Regions from separate parts of the Homo sapiens genome. Here region 1 is linked to region 2. Evidence: chromatin loops called from intact Hi-C (ENCODE). Cell type or tissue: gastrocnemius medialis. All regions are shown on one strand. Links, peaks and the distances in the headings refer to the core of each region. The heading gives the core; the rest is flanking DNA.

What was found. Hi-C counts contacts between places; a loop is a spot of excess contacts. Peaks named below come from ENCODE experiments on the same cell type or tissue, not always from the same donor. Only the 100,000 strongest peaks of a DNase experiment are listed, where the experiment ranks them.
Region 1: a loop joins it to region 2, with 2.9 times the contacts of the local background. A loop is called at or near these places in 2 of 110 quality-filtered maps.

The regions. Positions count from the first base shown.
Region 1 is chr2:48,336,512-48,352,478 of GRCh38, forward strand. It overlaps FOXN2 (forkhead box N2), which reads left to right. Exons shown (of 7, transcript NM_002158.4): 3 at 9,690-10,240. The coding sequence starts at 9,704. It also overlaps the pseudogene RNU4-49P. Among named protein-coding and RNA genes, the nearest start is that of FOXN2, 30 kb to the left of the region's middle. RefSeq lists a silencer at 7,776-7,835. In gastrocnemius medialis, for the core only: no CTCF peak of the experiment used is centred there; a DNase peak (open chromatin) is centred at 9,830; H3K4me3 peaks cover 1,512 bases; H3K27ac peaks cover 4,895 bases.
Region 2 is chr2:48,241,825-48,257,791 of GRCh38, forward strand. LOC102724008 (a long non-coding RNA gene) reads left to right here and starts at 11,679. Exons shown (of 3, transcript XR_001739457.2): 1 at 11,679-11,832. In gastrocnemius medialis, for the core only: no CTCF peak of the experiment used is centred there; a DNase peak (open chromatin) is centred at 8,347; H3K4me3 peaks cover 620 bases; H3K27ac peaks cover 3,270 bases.

The DNA of each region.
Region 1 (15,967 bases), core at 2,555-10,554, 93 kb after region 2:
ATATATCAAAATTTATAAGGTGACATTTCAGTGATAGAAATATGTATATAATTTCCACACTAGTAGAGGATTAAAAAAAATGGAATGAGAAAAAAGAATCATTCCAAAGAAGGCAAAAAAAGAAAGAGAAAAATTAACATGGAAAGAGCAGGATACCAAAAAGGATGGTAGAAGTAAATCCAAATACATGTATGCCTTTAAAAACAATATTCATGTATATGGGGTTTAGGATAGAGACTACAAGGAAACAAAGGAAAATGTTGAAAGTAAAATGATGGAAAAACATACACCTGGCAATTTTTTTTTTAATTTTAGTGTGTACATAGTAGGTGTATATATTTATGGGGTACGTGAGATGTTTTGATACAGGTATGCAATGTGAAATAAGCACATCCTGGAAAATGGGGTATCCATCATTTCAAGCATTTATCCTTTGAGTTACAGATAATCTAATTACATTCTTTAAGTTATTTAAAAATATACAAATAAGTTATTATTGACTATAGTCACCCTATTGTGCTATCAAATAGTAGGTCTTATTCACTTTTTTTTTTTTTTGTACTCATTAACCACCCCCACCTCCCTCCCACTAATCCTCCACTACCTTTCCCAGCCTCTAGTAACTATCCTTCTACTCTTAGACGTTCATGATTTCAATTCATTTGATTTTTAGATTCTATGAATAAGTGAGAACATGCGACGTTTGTCTTTCTGTGTCTGGCTTATTTCACTTAACATGATCTCCAGTTCCATCCATGTTGTTGCATATGATTGGATCTCTTTTTTTTTTTTTTTTAAAGTGAGACGGAGTTGTCTCCCTTTGTTGCTTAGGCTGGTGTGTAGTGGTGTGATCTCAGCTCGCTGTAACCTCCACTTCCCGGGTTCAAGCAATTCTCTTGCCTCATCCTCCCAAAGTAGCTGGGACCACAGGTGCACACCACCATGCCCCACTAATTTTTGTGGGGTTTTTTTTTGGTACAGATGGGGTTTCACCATGTTGGCCAGGCTGGTTTTGAACTCCTGATCTCAAATGACCCGCCCACCTCTGCCTCCCAAAGTGCTGGGATTACAGGTGTGAGCCACCACGCCTGGCCTGATCTCATTCTTTTTCGTGTGTATATGCACCACATCCATTTCTTTCGTTGATGGACACTTAGGCTGCTGCCTGACTAATATTAATGGAAAGAAAGCTAGTATATAATTTCAAATAGACTTAAAGACAAAAAGAATTGATACATAATGGGAAATGGCTAATTTGGCAGGAATATATATGTTTTAAAGTTACATGCAATTAATAACCATAGCCACAAAATAAAGCAAAAAATTAACAGATGTACAAGGAAAAAATTGAAAAGTTTTTCCAGTATAGCAGGAGATTGTAATATATCTGCCTTAGTATTTGATATAGAAAGCAGACCCCAAAAAAAGATTAGTAGGAATACAGAAAATTTAAACAGTGCGATTAACAAGCTTCATCCAATGGACATATATTTCATCCATGCACCATAGAAACATCAAATGAATCATTATGAAAATTAATCATGTACTGGGCCATGAAACAAGTTTCAACAAATTTCAGAGAATTGATACCCTATACACTGTTATAATACCAACTCAGTTAAGTTAGAAATAGGTAACACAAAAAAACTTCCTTTATCACATGGAAACTAAAAAAAGTTTTCTCGATATCTCATCGATCAGAGAAGAAATGCTGGAAGTTGGCCTGTTCTTTAGTAGGAGATGTTAAATCATACCTCAGGTTTGCTTGCAGCAAACAAAAAACTGAGAAATGGCCCAGATAAAAGGCCTTGCATTCTTAACAGGTGAGAGTGTGCAGGGATGCTAAGGACTGATGGTGGATAGGTTCTCCTAACAGGAAGGATGCCATTTTTTTTTTTTTGAGACGGAATCTCGGAATCTTGCTCTGTCGCCCAGGCTGGAGTGCAGTGGCGCGATCTCAGCTCACTACAAGCTCCGCCTCCTGGGTTCACGCCATTCTCCTGCCTCAGCCTCCCCAGCAGCCGGGACCACAGCCGCTCGCCACCAGGCCCAGCTAATTTTCTGTATTTTTAGTAGAGGGGGTTTCACCGTGCTAGTCAGGATGGTCTCAATCTCCTGACCTCATGATCCGCCCGCCTCTGCCTCCCAAAGTGCTGAGATTACAGGCATGAGCCACCGCGCCTGGCCTGAAATTTTTAATAAATGGTGCTGGAACAATTTTATGTTTATATGTGAAAGATGAAATTGGATAAAAAATACATGTATACATTTTTGGTGAGTTGAAGATTTAAATGTAAAAGGCAAAAATTATAAAACAAACTGTAGACCATAAAGAAAAGGGTTAATAAATTCTACCATATGAAAGTAAAGAAATTTCTTACTAAAAGCAACCAATAAAGAGATTGAAAAGACAAGTCATCTACTGGGGAAAGATATTTGCATCACATATAAGTTATTAGTATCCAAACATTACAAATCATTAAGAAAACCCATAAAAAAATGGGCACAAGGCTTCAATAGATACTTTATGGAAGAATAAATCCAAATGGCATATGTATAGATATATATTCATAGCTATATGTTCATATATATCTATACATTCATATTCTATATATCCATATACAGATATATATGAATGAATAAAAAGGTCTTCTGCCCTGTTACTAGCCTGGGAAATGCAAATTAAAACTGCAAGGAGATGCAGTTTCAGAGTTGATATGGTCTGGCTCTGAGTCCCCACCCAGATCTCATCTTTAATTGTAATCCGAATTGTAATCCCCAAGTGTTGAGAAGGGGCCTTGTGGGAGGTGATTAGATCATGGGGGTGGTCCCTTCAAGCTGTTCTTGTGATAGTGAGTTCTCACAAGATCTGGTGGTTTTATAAGGGGCTTTTCCCCAGTTTGCTCAGCACTTCTCTCTCCTGCCACCATGTGAAGAAGGACATTTTTGCTTCCCCTTCTGCCATGATTGTAAGTTTCCTGAGGCCTCCCCAGCCATGCAAAACTATGAGCCAATTAAACCTCTTTCCATTATAAGTTACCCAGTCTCGGATATGTCCCTCTAGCAGTGTAGAAACGGACTAATACAGTAGTCATCAGATTGGCAAAAACAATTTTGGCAAGTACATGAAGCATTTGGTATATACACTCCTGGTTAGTGGTAACTGATTCAGCATTTTTTGGTAAGCAGTTTGTCATCAATTAAAGTTGAAGGCTATTCTGTGACCAAATAATTCTACTTCTTGACATATGTTCAACTTTTAGATGTATACTCAAGAGAAATTTCTGACACTTGTATACCAGGTGATATGAACAAAGACTTCTATAACAGTAGTACTTGTAATAGCCCCAAACATAAACAATTAAATGTTCCTTAAAAGTATAAGAAATTATTGAATATTCATAAAATGGAATACTAGTCTCTGTAAAAATGAATTACTGCTACAATAATGTTAATGAATTCGATGGGGGAAAAAACAAGTCTCAGAATGTCTTCCATATAATTTAATTTTATGTGATGTTTAAATGTGGAAGGCTAAGTAATGTTTAAGGATTCTAACATCTGGGAAAAGTATAAAGAAAAAACCTTTTGTTAACTCGGTCTTTAATCAGTTAAAAGTGTGGAAAAGTAAGTCAAAATTCTGATTGGTTAAATCAACATTTTGTGTTTAGTAGGTTTCTTAGTTATTTTGGGCAAAAATGGCTATCACTGTGACACATCTAATTCTCTGTAATGCAGCATATTATGTTTTAGGTAATGCTGAAAATTCTGTGGCTTTGTTTCCCTTTTCTTATGTAGTCTCTGAAGCATTTCTCTCTTACCAATGTTAATACCAACCTAAGCAAAAATGCTCTCCTATGACCTTTTGGGAAATGATCAGAGAATTCCAATACATAATTTTATATTTCTTATCCTAGAGTAGGATATCACTATAACATTGAACGTAATATGCAGATGTGCAAATCTCTGTTAGACACCTTAGGAGATGCATGAGCTGCACAACTGTGAAAAAAAAAATAGTACATTTAAATCCGAAGCCTTCTTCTCAAGATACCGCCATGGCAGGCACACAGTCAAGCTCTAGATGGGTTCCAGAGTGATTGTACTGGGTTGGTTTGAACTCTCCACTTTTATTTTTATTCATTTTTCTTATTTTATTTATTTATTTATTGATGTCTCCATAGAGACTGTCAAAAATTGCCAGTGCTGACTATATCGCAAGTAATTGCAGTGGGGTATTGGGAAAAGTTTCCAATTAGCAATAATTGCACTCAGATAAACCTCATTGGCTACGATACTGCTACTGCACAAAGCTTGAACTCTCCACTTTTAAAATTCTCCTCGTGAATAATTTTTTTTCTTTTTTAGAATGTAGAAGATGGGAGCCTTAACACAAATGTGTACTTTGCTAAAGTGTATAGTACATTTATCTACTTTTTTGGATAGCAGTGTCTTGGCTTAGAAATTCGTTTATTAGTGGTTGTATTAATTACTTGGATTAAGCTAGTTATACTCCTAAAAATTAGAATACATTTTTTAAATCCCACATCATACTATTTTGGCCTTTTTTTTGAGTAATATTTGTTATGTATCACAATTTTATGTGGTTCATTGAAATACTGTTCTTAAAGGAGTAATAAAAAGAAATGTTACATCATAGGCCCAGGTTTCCTTTTATTTATGCATTTGGCTTTATGAAGCAAACTGACCATGCATATTATTAATGCTGTGCTAGTGAATGTTTTCATTTCATTTTAAGATGTAGTTTCTCATAAGACTATAATTTTTAAAATAAATAAAATAGAAAGTTTTCTTGATTTTATTGTGAAATATACAGATCTTTTTGTAGTAATATTGCATATTTATATATTCCTGAACACACTAAAATTGTGCACAGCTGATGGGCCAACTCACTCAAAAGTGAAAAATATGCAGCTTTGTAACCAGAATGCTAACAAAAATAAATCTTAATGAGAATACTAGAATATATTAAAACATATATGAAATTTGTCACAAACAAGTAATATGGTCAGTTTAGGATTTTAAAAAGAACATGAACACTGTGCAAGGAAGGGTTGAAGCTACAGGATGATGGATGCCAGGGTAAAATGCATAAAGATTTGGAAAGAAGAGCTCATTAAACACTTCCAAGAAAGAGCATGTGGCCAAGCTGTGCCAAGAGGAAGAACATGGGTTGAATGAGAATTGTGTACCGTACTGTCTTTTCAGCAGCTTGCTGCTTTCCACTGTGTTAGCCTATTTCGGGTTCAGCTGTTGTTGTTTGGTAGTACAAAAACATAGGCTGAGAAGAATCATGTACAAACCAATATGACTTACATTATACTAAAATCATTCCCTTATTTACCAATGGGCTAATTCGTGTTATGGAAAAGGTTTGTAACAGAACAAGCTGTACTAAGAATATAAGAGGTGGCTTCTGTTTTTGACTTGAGCTCTCTGATAAGTCCATGACCTTTTTAAGATTTGATTTTTGTGTGTGAAATGGAAATACTACATCTAAAAATAATGTAGTACAGCCTTTTCTCCCTTGAGCTTATTGTTTTAATTTTAAACTATAAAAATAATAAGCACATTAAAGAAAAATTGGGAAATAGAACAACAAAGACAAAAATTAGTAATATAAATCACCGTTTTCTTTTTTGTATGTATTTTTTACTTTTTCACTGGTTTTTATAAGCTTTTTAATTTATTCACATTCTTCAAGTCAGTAATTTTTAATGGCTACTAAATATTAGATTGAATAGTTGGGCTTTAGTTTACCATTTCTCTGTTATAGAAAATGTAAGTTGTTTATAGTTTTCCATTATCTTTAATAATTCTTGGATGAATATCTGTGTGTCCCTCCACACATCGTGGGTTGGGAAGGGAATATCTTTTTCCCTACATAAGATTATTTCACAAAAGTGACACATTTGGAATTGTTGGGTCAAAGAATGAAATTTTTAATAATTCGTGATACACATTTCCATTTAGCTTTCCGAAATGGCCCTAGGTCCTTGCCCAAAATTGTTTATTTTATATTTTTTAAAATAAGTTTTTTATATAATTTTTTAATTTATGTATTTGTTTGCTATTTGTATTTAATATGTGAGAAAAGATCATTTGCCTGTTTATCCATTGTGGTGGACTTGGTGTTCCAAATGGATAGTGCTCTGTCTACGGTCATAGCACCCTGAACATGCCTGATCTCATCTAAGTGGATAGTGCTCTAAAGTGTTCTATAAGGATAGTTTATAAACGGCTTTTTTTCCTTCTTGAAAACACAATGACAGTTCAAACCTTACTAAGATAATGTCAGCACTTGGTTTTTAATAATGTCAATACTTGGTTTTTAAACTTTGCTTGGATTAACACTCTGTAACTCTTTGGCATATTTTGCTGCCATACTATTTCTTTACATCTTAATGAAATTTTTTTGTAAACTTGTAATTCAGAGGAATAACATACTTGCAACCATTTAAATTACTTATGAGAAAATTTAGTCAATAGTTATCAGGAGACTGATTTTTGAGTATGTTACGTTAATAAAACTCACTATTTCTGTTTTAAGTAGTATTGATAAAAATTCAAGTTTCTTGAGCGATTGAGAGTGACTCTAATGGCCAGAAATTTGAATATTGAACTTAGCCTCGTTTATAATTTTGGCTCCACTTTTTATTAGCTTTAGAACCTTAGGGAAATGGCTTACTTCATTTCCATTTCCTTATTAACAATGAATTTCAGTTTTTTTTATTGTTACCATTTAGGATGTTTCCTACCATTAAGGATTCATTTCCAAAATAAATTAACTCTTCAAGGCAGTTAGTGCACCTTTTTGCAGAATAGACAAATAATTTGTATTATGAGTTCATTTCCATCTGAAATAATTATGATTTGAGTGTCTACTCATACTCAACATTTTGAAAAGATTCATTAGGAATGCAAAAGTAAAAAACTCTTATCCCAGCTAGGCATGGTGGCTCATGCCTGTAATCCCAACACTTTGGGAAGCTGAGGCAGGAGGATTGCTTGAGGCCAATTGTTTGAGACCAGCCTGGGCAACCATAGCAAGACTCTGTTTCTATAAAAAAAATTTAAAAATTAGCTGGGCATGGTGTGTGCCTGTAGTCCCAGCTACTTGGGAGGCTGGGGCAGGAGGATCGCTTGAACCCAGGAGGTGGAGGTTACAGTGAACCATGATATCGCCACTGTACTACAGCCTGGGTGACGGAGTGAGACCCTGTCTCTTTAAAAAAAAAAAAAGACTCTTGCCTCCTCATGGAATTCACAGTTGGAAAGGAAGGGCATTTATTGAACTAAGGAGTAGTTCAGAGTAAGTAGAGATGATGCATTTTAAAGCCTATGACATAGAATCTGTAATGTAGTAAAATCTCAGCAAATGTTAGCCACTGCTGTTTGGTACTTTCTAATTTCTAGATGTAATGGAAGATAGATGGAGATTTAAGTGACAAGGCAAAAGTGAGACATTAGAAATTAATCACTCCCTTCTTTAACTGAACACTGGGTACACTAAAGAGTGGTTTTTTGTTTGTTTTTTAAGGAAGCAAGACATTATTCAATTCTCATTCGTCATGTTTTTAAGTCTCTATGAATAGAGAGACTTTGATAAAATGAATAATTTGGTCACTTACATAGTACAGGATATCAGTTCTGAAATACATTGTGTGCTCATATATGTGAATGTTTATTTATGTGTGGTTTTCATAAGAGATTGAAACAGAAACCAAATCCGTTATCGTTTGATCTTTTCCTTTTTACAGTGTTGTGATGTTTCAAGTTATGGGTGCACAGGAGAGAGATAAGAACTGGATATGGAAAGAATGCTGTTAAGATTTAAAATGAATAGGATTTGAGTCATTGGTGCTCATGGGTGTTGTGTACATACTGTTGCCAGCACATATTGTGGTTAGAGTTTTGTTTCTGGAGTCAGTCTGCCTGGATTTAAATTCTGACAGTTCCACTTACGCTTAACCTCTCTGATTAATTTTCCTCATCAATAAAGTTGAATTAATAATAGTGCCTACCTTATAGGGTTTAATTGACAGTTAATTGAGATATCATATGTAAATTGTTTAGCACAATGCCTGGGCACTAAAGTATTATCTAAGGCTGTTGCTAATGGAGTGCTCTGAGGCTAACTACTTCTGGTGGTAGCTCCCAGAATCCAGATAAACTGTTCTACATCTAAAATTAACTAGTTTTCTCTTTTACATAACTGACATAAAAAGTAGAAATAAAATTAGCCGGTTTTCAGAATTCTTGAAGTAACCTGCCATCTATGTCTTAAGCAAAACAAACTCTGGAGGTACCCCCCCCCCCCAATTATTTCAGTTACACAAGCATAAGTGGGTTGAATAGGATAATAGTCGGTTTTTCACTGAATTTAGAAATGAGTTATCTTTATGAGCCATTGAAAATTAATTAAATAGCACATTAGCCTGTTGCTTTCTTCTCTGGTCTGTTATTGTCTCATGATAAAGTTTTTGAATAGAAGGGTGTTTAAAGTGCAAAACAAAAATAATTTGAGAAAATAGAAATGAAAAAAGAATAGTAACAGCTATTTTTCGCTCTCCTTGAAAGTACAGGGACAGTTCATACCTTACTAAGAGAATGCCAGCCTTGAAATGTCAGTACTTGAGATGATATAGAATGCAGAGTTTAAAAGTACTGGGATTTTAAAAAGAAATGATAACTTATAGTGAATTTAATTTAGCTAATGATAAATTTAGTGAATAAGAAGTGTTATCTTGTTAGACTTACGGAAGTATAGAGTAGAATGGTTGGTAACCAGATATGGGTGGTGGGGGTAGGAGGAGGGTGTAGGGAAGGGGGAGATGTTAGTCAAAGAGTACAAAGTTCTGGTTACACAAGAGGAGTAAGTTCTAGTGACCTATTGCATAGCATGATGACTGTAGTTAATAATAATGTATATTTCAAAATTCCTAAAAGACCATTTAAAATGTTCTCACCACAAAGAGAGATAGGTATATGAGGTGATGGATATATTAATTAGCCTGATCTAATCATTTCACAATATATACATGTATCATAATATCACATTGTACCCCATAAATATATATAATCATTATTTGTCGATTCAAAATAAATAATGAAATAAAAATGTTATCTCTTTTTAGTATGACGTGCTGTAAAAATAGTATACATAGTTTCTTTTTATAGTAAATATTTGAGATTTGAGGAAAGGGTTTATTTTAAAATATTGCTTAAATATTTCAAATTTATTATTTTCAAGATTCAACTATTTGTATATAGTAAAATCATAGATTCTTAAGATACGTATAAAGTCTTATAGTTCAAAGAAATAGCCTGTCCACTTTAAGTAATAATAGCCACTTCCTATTAGGTGATTAGTGTGGGCTAGGTACTTTACTAAGTATTTAAAATACACTATTTAATTGTGTTAATATCACCCATACACCTGGTCCTATAAAGCTGCACTTTATTTACAGCCATTTCAACTAATATAAGTTATTTTCCTTGTATTATAACCATTAGTATCTTCATTATACAAATGTTGTGCTTAAATATTATGTGGGACAATTGATTGCAAAATTTCTCTGATTTGGGGATATTTACATATGTATTTTCTTTTTCCCAGAGTTTAAGAATCTAAAGTATTACATTGATAATTGTTTCCTTTGTTGCAGAACTGTAAGAGTAAATGGGTCCAGTAATTGGAATGACTCCAGATAAGAGAGCTGAAACCCCAGGAGCTGAAAAGATTGCAGGATTAAGCCAGATTTACAAAATGGGAAGCTTGCCTGAAGCTGTTGATGCTGCCAGGCCGAAGGCCACTCTAGTGGACAGTGAGTCAGCAGATGATGAACTCACAAACTTGAACTGGCTTCATGAAAGCACTAATCTTCTAACAAACTTCAGCCTCGGAAGTGAGGGTCTTCCAATTGTTAGTCCATTGTATGACATAGAGGGAGATGATGTGCCATCCTTTGGACCAGCTTGCTACCAGAACCCAGAAAAAAAATCAGCGACTTCAAAGCCCCCATACTCCTTTAGTCTTCTCATTTATATGGCCATTGAGCACTCTCCAAATAAATGTTTGCCTGTCAAAGAAATTTATAGCTGGATTCTGGACCATTTTCCATATTTTGCTACTGCACCAACAGGCTGGAAGAATTCTGTTCGACATAATCTGTCCCTGAATAAATGTTTTCAGAAAGTGGAAAGAAGCCATGGCAAGGTCAGTGTTTATGAACATTGCTATATTTGGTGAGGTGGGGGGACTAATTAACATGGAGCCCTTAAAATATCTGGAAATCGGGGAGACAATAAGTAGTCAAGTCAAATTACTTCAGCTGAACTGAATTATATTCATTTGTTTTCACTTGAGATGTTTTAAAATTTCTTAAATATTGATATAAATTTAGCAGAATTATGTTTTGTCCACTATAGGTACCTAGATTAGTCTTTTTATTATTTTAGTTCTTTGTTTCTAGTTTCTGTAGTGTTCCTATAACTATCAGCATTTGATTCTTTATTCAATATGATAATCTCTGCCTTATAATCAAAGTATAGACCATTTAAATTAATGAAATTGATATGGTTGGGTTTAAATCTATCACCTTGCTATTTATTTGATTTTCTTTTCCACTTTTCCTGCCTTTTGTGGGATGAGGTGTTCTTCACTTTTGGTTTTGGTGTTTTGGTGCTTTTTTTTTTTTTTTTTTTTTTTTGTGAGACAGTCTCGATCTGTCACCCAGCCTGGAGTACAGTGGCGCGATCTCTGCTCACTGCAACCTCCGTCTCCTGGGTTCCAGCGATTCTTAATGCCTCAGCATCCAGAATAGCTGGGACTACAGGTGTGTGCCACCACGCCCTGCTAATTTTCGTATTTTTAATAGAGATGGGGTTTTGCCATGTTGTCCAGACTGGTCTTGGAACTCCTGACCTCAAGTACCACCCACCTTGACCTCCCAAAGTGTTGGGATTACAAGTGTGAGCCACTGTGCCCAGCCGAGGTGTTGTGTGTGTGTGTGTGTGTGTGTGTGTTTTATGCTTCAATTTTATCTCTACTATTGCCTGATTATTTATGTATTTTAGTGGTTGCTATATGGTTTTCAGTATACATCTTTAATTTATCATTGGTCCACCTTCAAATAATATTATACCATTTCACGTAACTGGCTCTTTACAGAAAAAGTTGCTTGGCACCTGATGCCCTATTGGATTAATTCCTTTTGCCTGGAGAAGTTTATTTAAAATTTCTCATTATTCAGTTTTGCTGGCAATGGTTATTTTAAACTTTTTTGTGGGGTGCAGGTTTAGAATTCTAGGTTGACATTTTTTTCTTCTATGTATTTTAAAGATGATTTATTGTCTTCTGGCTCCCATAGTTTCTGGTGAGAAGTCTGCTGTCATTATTCCTCTTTATGTAATGTCTCTTTTTTTAATTGCTGTCTTCAGTATTTTTTCTTTCTCTCTTTATCACTGTTTTTCAGCAGTTTGACTATAGAGGGCCTAGATGTGTTATTCTTTATTTTTATCTTGCTTTGGGTTCTCAGTGGTTCTTAAATATATGGTTTATTGCCTTTCATTAAATTTAGGAAATTTTTGCTCATTATCTCTTCAAATATTTCTTCTGCCTCACTCCTACTTTTAGGACTCCAAGTAAAAATATATTAGACCATTTGCTATTTGTCTTACCTCTTGATTGCTTTGCCTTTCCTCCACTCTTTCTCTCTTAGTTTGGATAATTTTTATTGATTTTTCTATAGGTTCACCGTTTTTCTTTGTTGTGTTCATTCTGCTGATAAGCCCCAATGAAGGACTTCTTCATGTTTTTAATTTCTAATGTTTTCATTTTCCTTTTAAAAAAGTTTCTGTCTCTGCTAAAATTCCCCACTAGATCCATAAACATATTAATTATAGTTATTATATAATGTCTGTCAGTTTCAATATCTGGTCCATCTCTGGATCTGGTTTTGCTGACTGTTTTAATCTCTTGTTTTTGTATGTATTTTATAATTTTGGATTGAATATCAGACATTGCAAAAGAATGGCAGGGACGGAAGTATGTAATATTTCTACCCAGAAATAGGCATGCCTCTACTCTGTTAGGCTGTTAGTGTGAACAGGTATTGGTCAGTCTAGTTAGTAATTGAGAAGAGTTTTGAGTGTTTGTGGTTGCAGTAATTACCATCAGTACACCACACTCTTCAGACTCCTACAGAGATGGACTGCCAATACTTTGTGTTTAAAGTGAGGCCTGGAGCAATAGATGACTTTTTTGTCTCAGCATTACTGCTACAACTTCATCTTCTAGCTTGTGCCACATTTGAGGTTGGGAGAGAGGTAAGATAGCTCTCTCTGTTGCCCTTCCTACAGCACTAGATTGCTATTGCTTGTTACTTGGAGCAAGGCTTTTGGATGGGGCAGAGTAGGATCCTTGATTCTTCTCCAGCATTAGTCTTAAACAGGTTCTGCATGCCTGTGCTTCAGGTGTGAGTCTTTCTGTGCCTCCCCCAGGAGCAGACAGTCTCTCCATCTACTCAATATAGAGTCTAGAGCTGCATTTTTCAGTAGCAAAATGTACTCTTTAATGCCAGGAACCATCTCACCACTGCATTCCAGCCTGGGAGATAGAGGGAGACTCTGTCTCACAAAACAAAACGAAAAACATTGGATTCAACTTTGGCTGAGTGCAGTGGCTCACACCTGTAATCCCAGCACTTTGGGAGGCTGAGACAGGTGGATCGCTTGAGCCCAGGAGTTAGAGACCAGCCTGGGCAACATGGCAAAACCCTGTCTCTACTAAAATTAGAAAAAATTAGCTGGGCGTGGTGGTACATGTAGTCCCAGCTACTCAGGAAATGGAGGTAGGAGGATTGTTTGAACCCTCGGAGGTTGCAGTGGGCCGAGATTGTGCCAGTGCACTCCAGTCTGGATGACAAAGTGAGACCCTGTCTCAAAATAAAAAAATAAGCTGGACGTGGTGGCTCATACCTGTAATCCCAGCCCTTTGGGAAGCTCAGGTTGGCGGTTCACCTGAGGTTGGGAGTTCAAGACCAGCCTGACCAACATGGAGAAGCCCTGTCTCTACGAAAAATACAACAAATTAGCCAGACATGGTGGCATATGCCTGTAATCCCAGCTACTCGGGAGGCTGAAGCAGGAGAATTGCTTGAACCTGTGGTGAGCCTAGATCGTGCCATTGCACTCCAACCTGGGCAACAAGAGTGAAACTCCGTCTCAAAAAATAAATAAATAAAATGTGACAGGGTCCATCCTGTGACGTGAGATGTAACATATGAACTCTTACCTTTGACAGAGCACAGAAATGGCAGTCGTAAAAGAATGTAAGAAAAAGAAGCCACCCAAATTTTAAATCAAATTATTAAAGACCAAATGTGAGCTAGCATGACAGCTTAGAATCCCTGACATTCCCAGAAGAAGAAGAGTCTGCATCCACTAGCTAGGTCTTTTTCCACTGGCCTCCATCTGGTGCTCCAGAGGAAGACTGCAGGCAGGCCAGGAAGCCTAAGAGAAACCCTTATGAATGAAGACAGATGTACAGAATCTGCCAAGATTTAGGCAAAGATAGACCTAGAGCTGCATTCTTCAGTTGCCATTTATCCACATGTGGCTAGTGGTTGGCATATTGAACAGCTATAGGATATTTCTGTCATCATAAACAGTCCTTTTAGACAGTGCTGTTTTAGAGTTCAAGCCAGTTTTCTGCTCATTCCCATTATGGTGGAGAAACTCAGCCTAGTCTTAGTGGGAGGTCTTGGACAAAAGTGAGTGACCACTCCCTTTCCCAGTGGCAGCAGTTCTCTGTATCATCAGCAGATTTGAGCATGAGCAGATTTTCTGCCTTTCTTCTAGTGGCACATGGCACATTGCCTTGTTAAATATGGGGATAGCTAGGTTTTATACTTCTCTTTTAGCAACAGCCATCCTTTGCCTGGGACTAGAGTGGGCAAAGTATTTTGCCTCTTCCTCAGTGGCAGACAGCTTTTGCTTTGTTTTAGAGAAGAGTCCAGGATATAGGCAGGTTTGTGTCTGTCCTACACCACTATCTGATCTTCACCTTTTGCTTGTTCAGGGTCTAGAACATGGATGATCTTTGCCTAAACCTTGGCAGATTCTGTACATCTGTCTTCATTCATAAGGGTTTCTCTCTCAGGCTTCCTGGCCTGCCTGCAGTCTTCCTCTGGAGCACCAGATGGAGGCCAGTGGAAAAAGACCTAGCCTAGTGGAGGCAGACTCTTCTTCTGGGAATGTCAGGGATTCTAAGCTGTCATGCTAGCTAACATTTGGTCTTTAATAAATGTTTTAAAATTTGGGTGTTGTTTTTTTCTTACATTCTTTTACGACTGCCATCTCTGTGCTCTGCCAAAAGTAAGAGTTCATATGTTACATCTCACCTCACAGGATGGACTCTGTTACAATTTATTTTATTTTTTTTATTTTGAGATAGGGTCTCACTTTGTCATCCAGGCTGGAGTGCAGTGGCTCAATCTCGGCCCACTGCAACCTCCGAGGGTTCAAGCAATCCTGTTACCTCCGTTTCCTGAGTAGCTGGGACTGTAGGCATGTACCACCACACCCAGCTAATTTTTTCTAATTTTAGTAGAGACAGGGTTTTGCCATGCTGCCCAGGCTGGTCTCTAACTCCTGGGCTCAAGCGATCCACCTGTCTCAGCCTCCCAAAGTGCTGGGATTACAGGTGTGAGCCACTGCACTCGGCCAAAGTTGAATCCAATGTTTTTCGTTTTGTTTTGTGAGACAGAGTCTCCCTCTATCGCCCAGGCTGGAGTGCAGTGGTGAGATGGTTCCTGGCGTGAAGGAGTTTAAGTTTTAAAAAGTAAGAAGGCAAACAGTTAATCATAATACGATATAGAAAGAAATATCATAATAGCAACATGAACAGAGTCAGAGAGAAGTTGATTAATTATTACCTAGCACAGTGGTCCCCAAACTTTTGACGCTAGGGACTGGTTTTGTGGAAGACAGTTTTTCTGCTACCTGAGGTGGGGACATGGGATATGGTTTTGGGATGAAACTGTTCCACCTCAGATCATCAGGCATTAGATTCTCATAAGGAGCGCACAGCCTAGATCCCCTCACATGCACAGTTCACAATAGGGTTTGAGCTCCTGTGAGAATCTAATGCATGGGCTGATCGGACAGGAGGCAGAGCTCAGGTGGTAATGCTTCTCAACTTCCACTCTCCTCCTGCTCTGTGACCTGTTTCCTAAGAGGCCATGGACCTGTACCGGTCTCCAGCTTGGGGGTTGGGGACCCCTAAACTAAAAGATTTGGGAAATTTTTATGGAAAAGTTTGCCATTGAAGTGTGCTTTGAAAAAAGAGAACAGGTTTTAGAAGGGTAACATATGCCAAAGGGCAATAGTATATTCTGCTGGGAGTTTGGGGCAGTAGGCATATTCTCTGTTGGTGAGGAATGTACGAGAGCAGGGTGGAAAAGCAGAGTGATCCAGAATAGAAGTGTGATGAATATCATGCTTGGACTTCAGTTTTGGGCTTCAGTTGTTTGGACTTCAGTTTTGAGAGCAAACCAGTGAGAGTTTTTAAGCCAGGAGCATGATGGAGTTTCTCTGTATTTGACTTGTGACAGTGTGAATGATAGGGCAATATATTACCTTAAACAATATCTGAATTCATTTGCCAAAGGAATGTTACAGTTAGTAGTACCATGCAAACAGAGATAGTTTCAGTGAAGATGTGGGATTTGAACACTTTGTAATCATTGCCCTCCTTATGTCTAAATCCACTGACTTCTTTTCTGTCTTACTCAACCTAAAACTGCATTATATGACATGATTAGCTCTGGGAATTCATCTTTTCTTTGATTTGTATAACACTGTGCTTAATTCTTTGTTTACCTGTGTGGACTCTCCATCTTTTTCTTTTGCCACTTGCCATTTAAACTTTAGTGTTCACTAT
Region 2 (15,967 bases), core at 4,138-12,137:
GGCCAAAGGAGTGGAATATGTTAGTGTTGGTGGGTCATTTTTAGCATTGATTCCAAACTCCTTATAGAGGATCTTCCTGTATTGCAGAAGCTGGAGAGCTTAAAACCACATTTCTGATTTCCTGAATTCTAAGGTAGTAGATTGGATACACATCTTATTTCTCTTCCTCTTGAAATCCTACACAAGGTACAATAAAGAGATTTATTTTCTAAAAAAGATGTAATCCCTCTGGAACTGGGTGAACAAGAGTAGAGACAAGAACAACAATATTTCAGAAGCTGGATAGTGGCAGTGAAGAAAGCAAAGAAACAAATCAATTTACATTGCAAAAGTCTCAAAAGTTTCAACAACTATTTATACCAGGTAACAATGGAATTGTGGTGAAGGGGCATCATGCTGATATAAGGAGGATTGGGTGAAAGATGATTGAGAAGTAGTGAAGCCCTTAAAGCTGCTTCCCCCACTCGATACTGCTGGGGAACTGTCCTCCTGTATCCTAGTATAGCCTGGATGTTTACTCATTTTGAAGGAAAAAGAGAGTATTAGGACAGGGGAATGTCAGGCCCCACTGAGGGCTGGGTTCTGTACCAACAAATGGTTCACCCAGATGGGCCAAAGGTAAATTTCTAGATTGGTAAGGCCCACTCACTTGCTCAGAGCTTCTAGTGTTTTCATTCCTCACTTGTTTTTAGTTTTATTTTTTTTAAATTGGGTGGGTTTTTTAAGGTATAATTTATACAGTAGTGCAATGCACAGATTGTAAGTATACAGTTTAAGCAGTTTTGACAAATGTGTACACCCATGTAACTCACATCCCTACCAGGATATGGAACATTTCCAACACCCGAGAAAATTAGTTCCTCACTTTAAATCATGAACAGAAAACCAAGGATTACCAGACATCTGAGGAAAGACCCTAACATGGAAAATGAACATCACAACAAACAAATAGAAAAAAGACAACTTAGAACAAAGAGCCTTTTAGGAAAAATAAACTATATATTTTTAAAAGTATATTAATATCCTCAGAAAGACAAGAGAAGATCTTGCACATAGAGTGCTGTGAAAAAATTCAAAAAACAACAAAAAAAGAGCTCTTAAACATTGAAAACGTGATAACAGCAATGAAAAAAGTCACTAGAAATGTGGAATATAAATTCGAGAAAATTCTCCAGAAAATAGAGCAAAAAAAAAAAAAAAAAAAAAAGAAAGAAAATAGAAGAGAAATTAGAAGAAAAGTGGAGCCCAGTCAGGAGATCCAACATCGAAATAACAGAGAAGAAGAAAGAAGTAATGAATAATTCGAGAGAATTTACCCGTTTCTAGACTGCAAGGGCCTTCTGGATGCCCGACAGAATAAGTGAAAATTAGACTCATACAAAGGCATATCATTTTGAAATTTCATTGGATACAAAATGAAAATCCTACCAAAAAATCAGTCACATACTAGGAATCAGAATAGCTTGAGATTTCTCAATAGCAGCACTTGAAACTAGACATCATGGAGCAAAGCCTTCAACATTCTAAAGGCAAAACATTCCTGATCTCAAATTCTTTATCTAGTTACTGCACCAATCAAGCAGGAAGGTAGAATAAAGACATTTTCAGACAACCAAGATCTCAGAAAATTTAACTTCTGCATACTCTTTTTCAGAAAACTACTGGAGAATGTCTTCCATCCAGTGAAGTGTATGGCCTGTGTCCGTAGTCACCACTACTCGGAAGGCTGAGGTAGGAGGATCACTTGAGCTCAGGAGTTTGAGACCAGTCTCGGCAACATGGTGAAATCCCACCTCTACAAAAAATACAAAAAATTAGTCAGACATGGTGGCTTACATTTGTGGACCCATCTACTTGGGAGGCTGAGGTGGGAGGATCACTTGAGCCCAGAAGTTGGAGGCGGCAGTGAGCTATGATAGTGCCACTGCACTCCAGCCTGGGAGACAGAGTGAGACCTAGCTTCTAAAATAAATAAATATTAAAAATGAAGGGAGTAAACCAAGAAGGAAGAATATATGGGGCTGCATGAAACAGGAGCTTCACCACAGAAGAGAGACAAAGGGAATCTGTCAAATTATGGAGAAGGTGGATTCCAAGATGACTGCTGTACACAAAGTAGAGATCTTTTTAGAAAATGTGAGGCCAAGGACAGTGGAGGGCCCATGACCATAGCTGTCCTTGCCTCCACAGTAACTCATGGGCATAGTGAAAACCCGTGCATGGACAATAAAGATGAAATGATGAGACAGTAACAAAGGACGTTTCTAACACACAGGATACACTGAAGCCTGGGGTCTCTCTTTGTCTTAGCAAAACTCTCCTGACTCTCAAAGACTATAATAAAGGAAAACATTTAAATCTGCCCAAAGAAGAGAAATTCCCCCACATATTAATATGCATGTGTACATGTTGTGTGTGGGTGTATATGTATACGTGTGTCTATGTGCTTGGATATATATTGAATATCTCTGGATGGATTATGGAAGCAGATATGAAGAAAATTTACTTCCCACTATCTTCTTCTTCTTCTTTTTTTTTTTTTACCATATTCAGTCATTAGCCATTCAAAAGGATGATTTTATGACCCAGCGTGCACGTCTTGGTGGTGCCATGGTGCGATCGGCCATGGTCTCCTCTAGTAAATGGGCTCAGTGGCCTAGTGTCTCTGTCACTGCCATCCGTGATCACCAGCAGAGGTCCGCAAGGCATCGCCACTGCATTTCCACCAGCTCACAAGCAAAAGCAAGGCAGCCAGCCCCTCCAGCGGCTCACTCGTGGCCACCCACGACTACTACTGGAGCCACCTGGGTTCCACTTGCAGTAACATGCGGAAGAAGTGCCGAGTATCCTGGAGAAGCCATAGCCCTGATTAGCCTTATGGTAAAATAAATTACGTCCATTCATACCATAGAATACTTTGTAGTCATTTAAAAAAGAATGTAAAAAACTCCTCATTCAATGATATAGCATAATATCCAATTATTCTATTAAATGAAAAAGGCAAAGTATAGAAGAGAGTTATGATGCAAAAATAGGAGAAAAATATCTCTGACCCTTGCAAACTAAGTTAGATACATTGTCATTGTATTATGTGCTTTGCCTATGTGATGCTCATGATAACAATAATTAATGATTATTGCTGTTTAAAAAAAAGGGAAAGAAAAACTTCTACATCTCATGCTCCCTTGCAGCTGGTTCTGGATATAAAATAGATTGCACCCATCTGATGTATTGTGCAAGATTTGGAAAACAGAGAGACAGGCACCACTTTTTTGTGTTCTTGGCTGTTGCTGCTGCCAGTTATAGTCATGGAATTATCGGGGTTTTCTGCAAAACCTGTGTCCAGAGGTTAGCTACACAGACGTCAAGATGCAGTTGCAGTGGCGCTTCCTGATCCCTGAATCTCAGCCTCTGTGATGTCCTCTTAAACTCAAAAGTTCCAGAGGGGGTGCCAGATTTCCCACCTTTCTGACTCTGGTGCCCCCCTGCCAGGACAGTTCAGTGGTGATATTCTAGTTGTCATTAGGAAGAGCCAAGTCCACCTGACTCTGCTATAGTCTGAATGTTTTTGTTACTCCCAAATTCATATGTTGAAATCCTAGGTATTAAGAGGTAGGGCCTTTGGGGAGTGATTAGGTCTTAAGAGTAGAGCCTTCATGAATGGGATTCGTGTCCTTATAAAAGGGACTCCAGAGAGCTAACTAGCTATGTGAGGATGCAGTGAGATGTCTGTCTATGAAGGAAGTGAGCCCTCACGAGACACCAAGTTGGTTGGCTCCTTGATCTTGGACTTCTCAGCCTCCAGAACTGTGAGAAATGAATTTTTGTTATTTATAAGCTACCCAATCTATGGTATTTTGCTATAGCAGTCTGAACAGGCTAAGACCAAAATTGGTACCAAGGTGCGAGAGTGCTGCTATAACAAATAGGTAAATTCTAGAAGCAGCTTTGGACTGGGTAATAGTAGAGACCGGAAGAATTTGGAGGTTCATCCTAGATTAAAGACTGTATTACCATGAAAGGACTGTTAAGGGGAATTCTGGTGAGGGCTCAGAAGAAGAAGAGGAGAGCTGTAGATAAAGCTTCAATATTCTTAGAGAATCCTTAAGTGGTCATGATCAGAATGTTGGTAAAAATATGGATGGTAAAGGCCATTCTGATGAGATCTCAGATGGAAATGAGGAACACTGGAAACTGAAGGAAAGTCAGTCCTTGTTACAAAGTGTGAAAGAACTTGGCTATTGTGTCCTAGTGTTTTGTGGAAAGTAGAGCTTATGAGTGATAAAATAGGAAAATTAATGAAATAAATTTGTTAGCAAAATGTTGAAGGCACAGCATGGCTTCTTTTAAATGCTCATAATAACATACAGAGAGAAACACAATTTAAAAATATAATTTATTGGGGTGGGCGGGGGGTAAGGGAAGGGAGAGCATTAGGACAAATACCTAATGCATATGGGGCTTAAAACCTAGGTGATGGGTTGATAAGTGCAGCAAACCACCATGGCACATGTACACCTATGTAACAAACCTGCACATTCTGCACATGTATCCCAGAACTTAAAGTAAAATAAATAAAGAAATAAACAAAATTTCTTCTCAAAAGAAAAACATAAAGATTTGGAAAATTATCAGCCTGTCTATATTGTAACAAATAAGAAAGCATGGTTAGAAGAGAACACCAAGGATGTGGCCATCATTTAATAAAGAGGTTAGTATTCATTAGCCAGGTACTATTTATCGAGACAATGGAAAAGTGACCCAGAAGGTATTTCATAGATCATCACTGCTGCCTTTTCCATCACAGGCCCAGAATGAAAAGGCACTGAGGACAGAATGATTTCAAAGGAGGGGTCCAGGGAGCCCTCACCCTGGCATTGCCCCAGTGGTTTTCTTTCTGCAATCTGGTGCAGCCCTCTTCTGATACCCTAGATGTGGTGTGAGCTCGAGGGCACAGATGGTAAACCTTGGTGGCATCCTCACAGTGCCATCTCCCATGGTGCATGGGGTACATGAGTCATGTGGGCATGGCTACCTACACCTAGATTCCCAAAGATGGAGCCCACATAGCCCAGCCAGAGGGCCATGACAAGGGCAGGACCAACAAAGGGAATCCCCCCTAGGACACTGCCTAGTGGAGCTGTGGGGTCAGGGTTCAGTTGCGACCCCAGATGTGTAGAACTATCTGCATGTGCTTCTAGCCTCAGGAATCTCAATTACAACCCTTGAAAGCTGCACCGTGGACTGTGACCAGCAAAGTCATAAGGGTAGGGCCAACCAGAGCTTTAGGGACCCAATTCCTACCTCAGTGTGTCCAGGAGGCAGAACATTGAGTCAAAGAAGATTATTCTTGAGTCTTCAGGCTTAATGTTATCCCTGTTGAATTTCAAACTTACTTGAGACCTGTTACGCCTTTTTTCTTTCCTATTTCTCCCTCTTGGAACAGAGGGAGAAATGTCTATTCCACCACTGTATTTTAGAAGCATATAGCATGTTTGATTTCATAGGTTTGCAGCTGGAAAGCAATTTGCCTCAGGATGAATCATACCTTGAGTCTCATCCATATCTGATTTAGATGATATTTAGCTGAGAATGTGGACTTCAGACTTTTGAGTCGATGCTGGAATTATTTAAGACTTTGGGGACCACTGGGATGGAATGAGTGCATTTTGCATGTGAGAAAGACATAAATTTTGGCGGGTGGGGGGGGGGCGGGCAGGGCCTGAATGCTGTGGTCTGAATATTTGTGTCCCTCGGAATGCATATACTGACATCCTAACCCCCAAGGTCATGGTATTAGCAAGTGGGGCCTTTGGGAGGTGATTAGGTCATAAGGGCACACTTCTCACTATTAAAATTAGTGTCCTTATAACAGAGACCCCAGACAGCTAGCTAGCCCCTTCCACCATGTGAGGAAACAGTGAGAAGATGTCCATATATGAAGGATGGTCTTTCTTGATCTTGGACTTCCCAGCCTCTAGAACTACGAGAAATTAATTTCTGTTGTTTATAAGCTACCAAGTATATGGTATTTTGTTATAGCAGCCTGAACAGACACACTCCTAACAACCTCCCCAGCAATTTTGAAAGCACCCAATTCCCTATTTTAAATGCTCTTCTGCCTATTTTAATAGCAGAGTGGTTTGTTTCCTGAACTGATACAATTGATAATAAAAATTTTCAAACAGAAACTGCAAACCTATTTTAGAATCATTAAAGTAATTCATTTTATTTGTATCTATCCTATACACTGAATGCTACTAAAATGAGTGTTAAGTGGTTTAAAAATGGAGAACTATCTAGGAGATTCTCTTCTGTTTGTACTAACTACTGGCACATTTAAAAAAATTACACATCAGCCTGGGCACGATGGCTCACACCTGTAATCCCAGCACTTTGGGTGGTCGAGGCAAGTGGGTCACTTGAGGACAGGAGTTCAAGACCAACCTGAGCAACATGGTGAAACCCCTGTCTCTACTAAAAATACGAAAATTAGCTGGGTGTGGTGGCATGTGCCTGTAGTCCCAGCTACTCGGAGGCTGAGGTGGGAGAATCACTTGAACCCTGGAGGCGGAATTTGCAGTGAGCCAAGATCATGCCACTGCACTCTAGCCTGGGTGACAGAGTGAGACCTTGTCTCAAATACAAAACAAAACAAACAAACAGAAACAAACAAACAAAAAACACACATCAAGTCATGGGCAGCATGTTTAACTTTATTTTTAAAGTTTATCCAGAATATAGAATGACTGAATGAGTAGCTATTAAGGATTATTTTCTATAAAGTAATATTTTTACTTAAAAAACTGACAAAAATGAACATGACTGGCAGAAGAACAGTGGCTTACTCTACTCTCTAAGAAATGCCTGGTGACATCAGTTAAAAGGTATGCCAGAGACTAACAGCTGGGTCACTCCAAGTTTCACTCTCTTTGACTCAGCATCCTGAAATGACTCTCAACAGGCTGGGAAAGCCATTAAAACAGCTCCTGGCCCATAGCAATAACAGGCTTTTTACCTTTCAATCCTGGTGATCCTCTGGGAGCTGATGACAATTCTGAATTTTGTCTCTTTTTACACTGTTTGCAATGTGAATTTGACAGTGAGTAAATGAATAAAAGGGAGTGAAACGTGGGAAATTTATCCTTTGAGTACCACTGAGCACTTGGTATTATATTTGCTTCTGAGGCAGCTTTTCATATTTACAGTTAATCCAGTGACATTTTTGGCTGTGCTTTTAGAAGAGAAAAATTGATGGCTAAGAGGGCAAATGACTGAGAAGTCACAGCCCTCTCTGCAAATGCAGACACGCAAATTTACAATTTTCTGGCAGACGACAAACAGCAACAAACATTCAAGCCTACATTTTCAGAGGTTTACTCTGTATTAACCAGGTCACCATACAGTGCAGAATAAGATAGAATTGCTTTGACTCTCAGGCCTTTTAAAGACTGGTTGGAGCCTTCTAATGCTTGACCATATGTGAATTATCCACTTGGTGGATTACTTGAAATTCAGCCAGCATAACCCCAAGTGAACTGCTCTGCCTAAGTTATATTTAGAAAACCACTCACTTATTTAAACATTAGACTACTCAAAAATTTATGGGCTGAATATATCCAAGATAAAGTATATAACTATATATATATAAACATTTCTAAAAGTAAAAGGATTTTTTTTTTGGTCCCCCAAAGTTTTGGAATTAAAATTATTTAGAGCTGGCAGGGTCCTTAAGACATTTTGTCCAAGAGTTTCATTTTATAGCTGAGAAAACAGACACGATGAGGTTTACTGACTTGCCAAGCAAAACAGTTCATTGTTAAATTAACATTTTTAAATCACAGCTTCCCTTCCATTATCCTGCACATAAGGAAGTTTTTGGAAATATTTTTAGAATTGTCTGTGATATGGAGGAAATAATCCAAGGCCACACCAAAGCTCCCTAAGAACAGAGTTGGACTCCACGGGTGATGGGCTGATATGCTGGGGTATGCAGTTGCGGGAAGAGCCTGCCAGGTGTTCCTTCACTTGTCCTTGTTAGCCCACACTACAAGAAGTCCTCAGAACCTGTCCTCACTTTCTTTTTATTTTGTTTTATAACTCACTCAGACTGCTTAATTGTCCTTATGCTATCTCTTTTCTGCAAGTAAACCTCAGTTGCCTTCTGTGAACTATGGAATTTTAGGGAGGAGTTGGACCCATGAGTACGGAGAGGCAACCCCACACACTAACAGAAAGTAAGCACCAGGGCTGCTGGAGAAGAGAGGAGAGTACAGTTCACAGTGTATATTTAATGCTGCTGAGCAGCTGGGCATCAGGGATTGTGAGACTTTACACCCCAGAAGTTGCTCAATAGTGGTCTGTGGGGCTCTGCTAGAAACCAGCAAGGGAGCCAGCAGAGAAAAGGGAGTGCAGCCGGTGAACAAATCCCAGAAGCTCATCTCAGGACTGCTGGCTACCTTTCAGGCTAATGACCTATAGCTGAGGGCTTGCATCTATTTGCAGATGTACTTAGATTTTAAAAGGAAGTCTGTACCACCTGATACACATTAGCATGGCTGCTATTTTTTTAAAAAAGAAAAAACAGAAAATAATTATTAGTGAGGACGTGGAGAAATTGTAGCCTTTGTGCACTGTTGTAGGAATGTAAAATAGTGCAGCCACTATAGAAAACAGTATGGCAGTTCCTCAAAAAATTAAAAATTGAACTATCATATAGTCAAGCTATTCTAATTCTTGATATACACCTAAAAGAATTGAAAGCAGGGACTTCAGCCTGGGCAACATGGCAAAACCCTGTCTCTACAAAAAATACAAACTTTAGCCGGGTGTGGTGGCATGCACTTGTAGTCCCAGCTATTTGGGAGGCTGAGGTAGGATGATTGCTTGAGTCCAGGAGGTCGAGGCTGCAGCGAACTGAGATCATGCCACTGCACTTCGTCCTGGGTGACAGAGTGAGACCCTGTCTCAGAAAAAAAAAAAAAAAAGAAAGAAAGAAAAGAAAAGCAGGGACTTGAACATATATTGGCACACTCATGTTCATAGCAATATTATTTACAATAGCCAAAAAGTGAAAACAACTTGTGTGCATTGACAGATAAACGTTTAAGCAAAATATGTACACACAATGAAGTATTATTCAGCCTTAAAAATGGATGAAATTCTGATACATGCTACCAAGTGGATGAACCTTGAAGACATTATGCCAGTCACAAAAAGACACGTATTTTATTATTCCACTGATAAAACGTACCTATAGTCAAAATCATAGATAGAAAGTTAAATCATAGTTTCCAGGGGCTGGGGAAAGGGGGAAATGAAGAGTTATTGCTTAACAGGTACAGAGTTTCAGTTTTGCAAGATGAAAAGTGTTCTGGTGGTGGATGGTTGCACAACAATGTGAATGTACTTAATACCACTGAGCTACACAGTTAAAAATAATTGGGGGGAGGGGGAAGGGATAGCTTTAGGAGATATACCTAATGCTAAATGACGAGTTAATGGGTGCAGCACACCAGCATGGCACATGTATACATATGTAACTAACCTACACATTGTGCATATGTACCCTAAAACTTAAAGTATAATAATAATAAAATAAAATAAAATAAATTAAAACTGTAAATTTTTATGTGCATTTTGCCACAATTTTTTTTGAGAAAAGGAAGTCTGCAGTATTCCTAAAGTGTATGTTAGCTGAAATTTGTTAAGTATTTGATTTTTTTTCATTGAAAGGAAAGCCATAGCCTATCTTTCATCATTCTTCCCTTAGTTCCTTCCTCTTTCCTTTCTTCCTTCATCCTTCCCTTCTTCCTGCCTTCAAACATCTACTTGATGTTTGCCAAACATTGTGGGAGGCCCCTGATAAAACATACCATGGTCGGGTGCTGTGGTTCACACCTGTAATCCCAGCACTTTGGGAAGCCAAGGCAAGAGGATTGCTTGAATCCAGGGGTTTGAGACAAGCCTGGGCAACAAAGTGAGAGCCCATCTCTACAAAAATAAAAATTAAAACATTTGCCAGGCACAGTGGCATGTGCCTGTAGTCCCAACTACTTATGTGGCTGAGGCAGGAGGATCACTTGAGCCCAGGAGTTTGAGGCTGGCTGCAGTGAGCTATGATCACACCACCCCTGTACTCCACTCCAGCCCAGGCAACAGAGCAAGATCCTGTCTCTTAAGAAAAAAAAAAAAAAGATAATATGCCCTGCTGGTAATCCAGGTAAATAGACATTATCATCTGACCGAGGTCTGCTCTGTGATAGAGATGTGCTCAGTTTCCCACGGGAGCTTAGAGAGGGGACACTAATGCAGCCTTGGAGACAAAGGAAAACCTGTAGGATTTTGGGATTCCTAACTGAAGTCTTGGAGGGTGAATAGAAATTAGCTACCTAAAGAAGGAAAAATCTGAACTAACATAACAACATCAGTAATAATATTTTATGGTAATAAAGCTACAATTAATGCATTATTTATACGAATAATGTTTGTTAAACACTAGGTGCCAGGCACAGTTCTAGGTGCTGAAAATATGAAGGTAGACAAGATAAAATTTCTCTCTCATGAAGCTTAGGGGCAGACAGTCAATAAATACATAGATAATATATGGAATTATCAAATTGTGGTAAGTGCTATGGAGAACAACAGAGCAAGGGAAAAGGAAAGGGAGGTTTGGGTTAAGGGAGGGAGAGGACATTACTAATTTTTATAGGGTAGCTAGGGAAGGCCTCACTAATACAGTGGCATCTGAGCAGAGGACAAAAGGTGGGAAGGGAAGGACCCTGGGGGAAGAAGTAGAGACCAGAAGAATACCATAGGCAAAGTTCTTGAGGTGGGAGCATGCCAGGTGTGTTTGGAAGACAGTGTGACCGGAGTTGCAGCAGGGAGGGAAAGAGTATTTGGAGAGGAAGGGGGTGAGAGGAGGGCAGCGTTCCCATCATGTAGGGCATTTGGGACCACAGGAGGACAGGAGCATGTGCTGCCTATGAGATGGAAGCCACTAGAGGGTTTTGAGCAGAGGAATGGCTAAAAACTTGGGTTTTAAAGGGATCATTTTGTTTACTCTGTTAAGAAGATTGGAAGAGGCAAGACTGGATATAACATCACTAATTAGGAGACTATTGCAATAATCCAGGAGAAATTGATAGTGGCTTGAACCAGGATGGCAACAGTTGATACAGTTGATGTTGTCATATTCCAGATATATGTTGAAGGTGGAATCACAAGATTTGCTGACAGACTGGATATCAAGTGTGAACAAAAGCAAATAATCATGAATGACTCCCAAGTTGTTGGCCTAAACAACTAGAAGCACAGACCTGTCATTTACTAAGATGAAAATCCTGTAGGACACGCAGATTTGGGGTGGGAGTAGGCAGGTAATCAGACATTTGGTTTTGGACACATCAAGTTTGAGATGCCTATCAGATATTCATGTGGAGATATCAAGTGCTGTAATATGTAGAAAGTTCCAGAGTTTAGAGGAGAAGTGTAGCTAAAGACATAAATTAGAATCTCCCTGCTTGGATTGCTTCCAAGCCATGACCCTCCCTGGGTGAGATTCCCAAGTGGGGAAGTATAGATAAAGAAGATGTCTAATGATTGGGCCATTGGGTACTTGGGACACTCCACTAGTCAGGGAAATGAGGTGGAACCAGCAAAGAAGACAGAAACAACAGCCACAGAGCTAAAAAGGAGAAGCAAGTGAGTCTCCAAAACTAAGTGAAAAAGATGTGTTTTGAAGAAAAGGGAGTGAGCAACTGTGTTGAGTGCTGAAGACAGGTCAAGTATAAAGAGGGCTGAGATTGGACCACTGGATTTGGCAGCATGGAGGTCAGTAGTGACTGCAAGAGCTACTTCAGTGGGGCGGTAGGAGCGAGTGCTTGGTTGGAGTGCATTTGAGACAAAATAGCTTTTAACTATTTGAATTCTGTATGCCTTGGTTTCCTTATCTATAAAATTTGGAGTAACTCAGTACTATTCTCATAGAGTTTTTGTCATAAAAATTAAAGGAAAAAACACATCTGAAGTGCCTGATTAAGGTGTAGTATGTAGTAAGTCCTTAGTAAACATAAGCTATTGTTATTATTAAAATATTATTTTTATTTCAACCATCCAAAGGAAAAATTGGCATTTACTTTTCTTTACCTTAATCAACTTTTTTATAATGCTCAGATAAGAATTGTCACATTTAATGACCATTTTTCTCTTTTTTACATTTATTTTCTCTAAGTACAGAAATAAAATGAGGGTATATAGACAAATACCATAAAAGGGGAGGAGAGGAAGTAGAAACAGATAGAGATAGGACACCTTTAAGGAGTTTTGATGCAAAGGAGCAGAAGAATCTAGCGGTGCTGGAGGGTATTTTTGTTTTTGCTTTTTAAGTTGAGAAAAATAACAATGTATGGCAGGGAAAATGATCCAGTCAAGAGGGGAAAATTAATAAAAAAAGATGAGAATGTCTTTGAGAGGGAAAGAGGAATGGAATCTGGTATTCAAGTGTACAGGCTGGCCTTAGGAATGTAGTCAGTTCATCTGTTATCGAGGGACAGGCAGCACCTACAGGTGTAAATGCAGGTGGGTGGGCAGATGTAGCAGAATTTCTCATCTAAGGCTTTTTGCTGCTTTCCTAATAAGACATGAAGCAAGATCCTCAGCTGAGAATAAGGAGGGGGAGAGGTGTTGGGGGTTTGAGAAAAGATGTGAAAAGTGAAGCAGTCATCTAAGAGATGAGGAAAATGAATATATTAAGGAAGGGTAGGAGGATTATCTTGCAGCACTGAGGACCTAATTGAGATTGGTGTTGTCTTAGTCCGTTTTTTGTTCCTCTAACAGAATACCTGAGACTGGGTAGTTTATAAAGAAAAGAAATTCAGTTTTTACAGTTCTAGAAGCTGAAAGTCCAAGACTGAGGAGCTGCATCTGATGAGGGCCTTCTTGCTGATGGGAACTCTCCAGAGAGTCCTGAGGTGGTACAGGGCATCACATGGCAACAGGAAAAGAACATGCAAACTGGCTTTTATAACAGACCCGATCTGTTGATAACCTATTAACCCATTCATCTATTAATCCATGAATCACCTCTTAAAGGCCCCTCCTCTTAGTATTGTTACATTGGGAATAACATTTCAATATGAATTTAGAGGGGACAAAATTGAATCCATAGCAGTGGTGATGAATTTAACATGGCACAGTCAGCATATTTTCCAATCATGTTTGTCTATGTGGATACTCATTCAGAGGAATTGGAAAGCTGGCATCATCAGGAGGGATTTCATCAGGTGAGTACAATGAAAGGAGAGAGAGGTAAGAGATTAGGTGGGTATGCAAAGGGTAATTGTAGGAAAGAAACATGCAAACTAAGGTGGAAAAGCAAGGAAGTGAAGCAATGAGGAGGTGAGGTATAATGCAATGGTAGAATCCTGACAAGGTACTAGAGGGATGGCATGGGAAAATTAGGAGGTGGGGTCAGAGAGTAGGTTATTTTAAAATGAGATGGAAAAGAAGTTGCAGCTATTGGTAATGACAAGGCATGACCATGCAGTGGGGGCTAAGGTAGGTTGGAAGACAAGACCATTGGAGGAGAGGAGAGGCAGAGGTCAAAGACTTGAGAGGTCAGTGCATGGAAAGGATTATCTGTATGTCATAGAAATTATTCAGAATTAAGACAAGATTACCTTTGGAGACAATGACAGTGAGACAAGAGCTAAACTCTTCAAGGAATGAAGTGGAGTGGTCCAAGATCTGCAGATGGCTGCAAAAAGAAGGGCTGGCAGTTGTTTAATGCAAAGAGATTCGAATTTTGTGGGGAGGGGTGGTGCAAGTTTAGGAAGAGCAAGAGAAAATGGTCCTAAAGCAGCAATAGGAACACACAGGTTATGCATCCCTCCTCCAGGCCCAGTGGAACATGGGATGTGACAGAAAAGCAGCCACCTCTTGAGAGAACTGCAAAGGAAGCAGTGCCCCCGCAGACAGCTAATTTTCAGTTAGGCCGAGAAGGTGAAGAGAGTATAGGAAATTTTGCTAATGGTGAACTGCACATTCCAGGGAGCACAGTGAAAGTTCTTGTGTTATGGAGGGGAAGGAAATAGGATCAGGTGAAAAAATATACAGAGCATTATGGGCATACAGTCCTACCTTGTGGCAATACAGGGCACACATATAAGGATAAAGGGCAGGACGAGACTTGCAGCAATGGTCTCCCAGGTAGACTGTGGCAGTGAGACCATAACTCTGGTGGGAGAGGAAGGGATGAGGGTTTTACCAGGAGCACGAAGACTCTGGGCTCTGTCTTCTCTCCTGTAGGGAGGAGGCTAGGAGAGGTGTGATGCCACAGAAGCATGGGGCTATTACAGGAGCCCAGGTAAGGGATGATGATGGCTTGGGTTATTGTAATAGTGGAGCTACCAAGGAGTAGCTGAATAAGTAATGTATTTTTGAGATAGAGCTCAGAGGACTAGCTAATGGACTGATTGATGGGGCAGGACTGGAAGCAGGGACTGGGAGAAAGGGAAATCAAGGATGGTTCTAGGTTTTGGTCTGAGAAATGGATGACTGAGAAACAGGTATGGCAATGAGTGACTAAAGAAAGAGCTTTTCAGATAAAGTTTGAGGTGCCTATTTAATGTTTAGATGGAGATAGTGAGTAAGCTGTTGGATGTCTGAAGCTGTAAGTAGAGGAGCTTGGTGACCTTCAGCAAGTTATGTAATTTCCCTAAGCCTATTTCCAACTGGAAAATATAACTATCTATTATTGTTATCTATGTGATGTGAGAATTAAATATGGTAATACTGTAAGTGCTTAAGCTAGAGCCTGGCTCTTGTGCAGAGTGATGCGTAAGAGACAATTAATTATCCCTGAGGGAAAAATAGGGGTTCACTGAACCTAAAGTGACTTTTCCAGAGCTGCTGAATAGTGAGCCCCACAATCAAGGCTTGAATACCAGTCTACGCTCTTTCTACTACACTAGTGGCTCAATTAGAAGTAATATTTATTGACAATCCTCTGCAGCCAGGGGACAATTCTTACCATAGTATCAAAGAATACAAAGAGATATAAACTATTCTTAGAGTGTTTTCATATCAGGCATCTCACTTGTTTCTCCAGAGAGTTATGATATAGGGAAGAGGAAAGTATAGGCTATGAAATCCAAACTGACCTGGTTCAGATCTCAGATTATAATTGTGCTCTTAGATTATTCATCATAACAGCAGATTTGGGGATCTTCGTTTTCTAAAAAGTAAAATTATTAAGTATTTACTCCTTGGCTTTCTGTAGCAACCAAATTCCATTGGTGTAACCTGCTTTTTAAAAATGTTCTTAACTAACTTAAGATCTACATTTCCAGTTAAATAATTACACACACCCCCACCCACAGTAATTACCATTTTCTGAATACTAGTTCTAGACTATTAGCCTTCTTATGTCAACTTTAGAAATCCTAGAGTCTTGTTAATTTTCTCTACGAAAGAGAAGAAAATTGTCCTCCTAATCAGACTCACTACCACTGTTCAATATCCCATCAGAGATAATCTGCCTCATTTTCCTGTGAAATAGAGCTTAGTTCACAGAAGATGATAGAGCTTACTCAGAACAGAAAATGAGCTCTTAGAGGTCTTTGGGAACATTAATTGCAATGGATTAATAATTTACCTTTAACAGTTTTCAACAAATACTTCTTGAGAAAAATCTTATCAAAATACTATAAGCTTTTGCTGCTGGTTAATCCTGTCGATAGCATGATGAACAAATGGACTCAGCTTTCATAACTTCAGGAATACAAAGCTCATTATTCAACTTCCATCCATGGCTTTAGTAAACAAAGATAGAGATTCTGCCCTTAAGGTACACCCTGACTATAGGGGATACAGGCAAGAAAACAAAGAGGTGTATAGTACAGAGCATAACAGATGCTTAAGTTGTAACAGGGTGGAGGCACAGAAGTGGAATAAGGCTTTGTGGGGA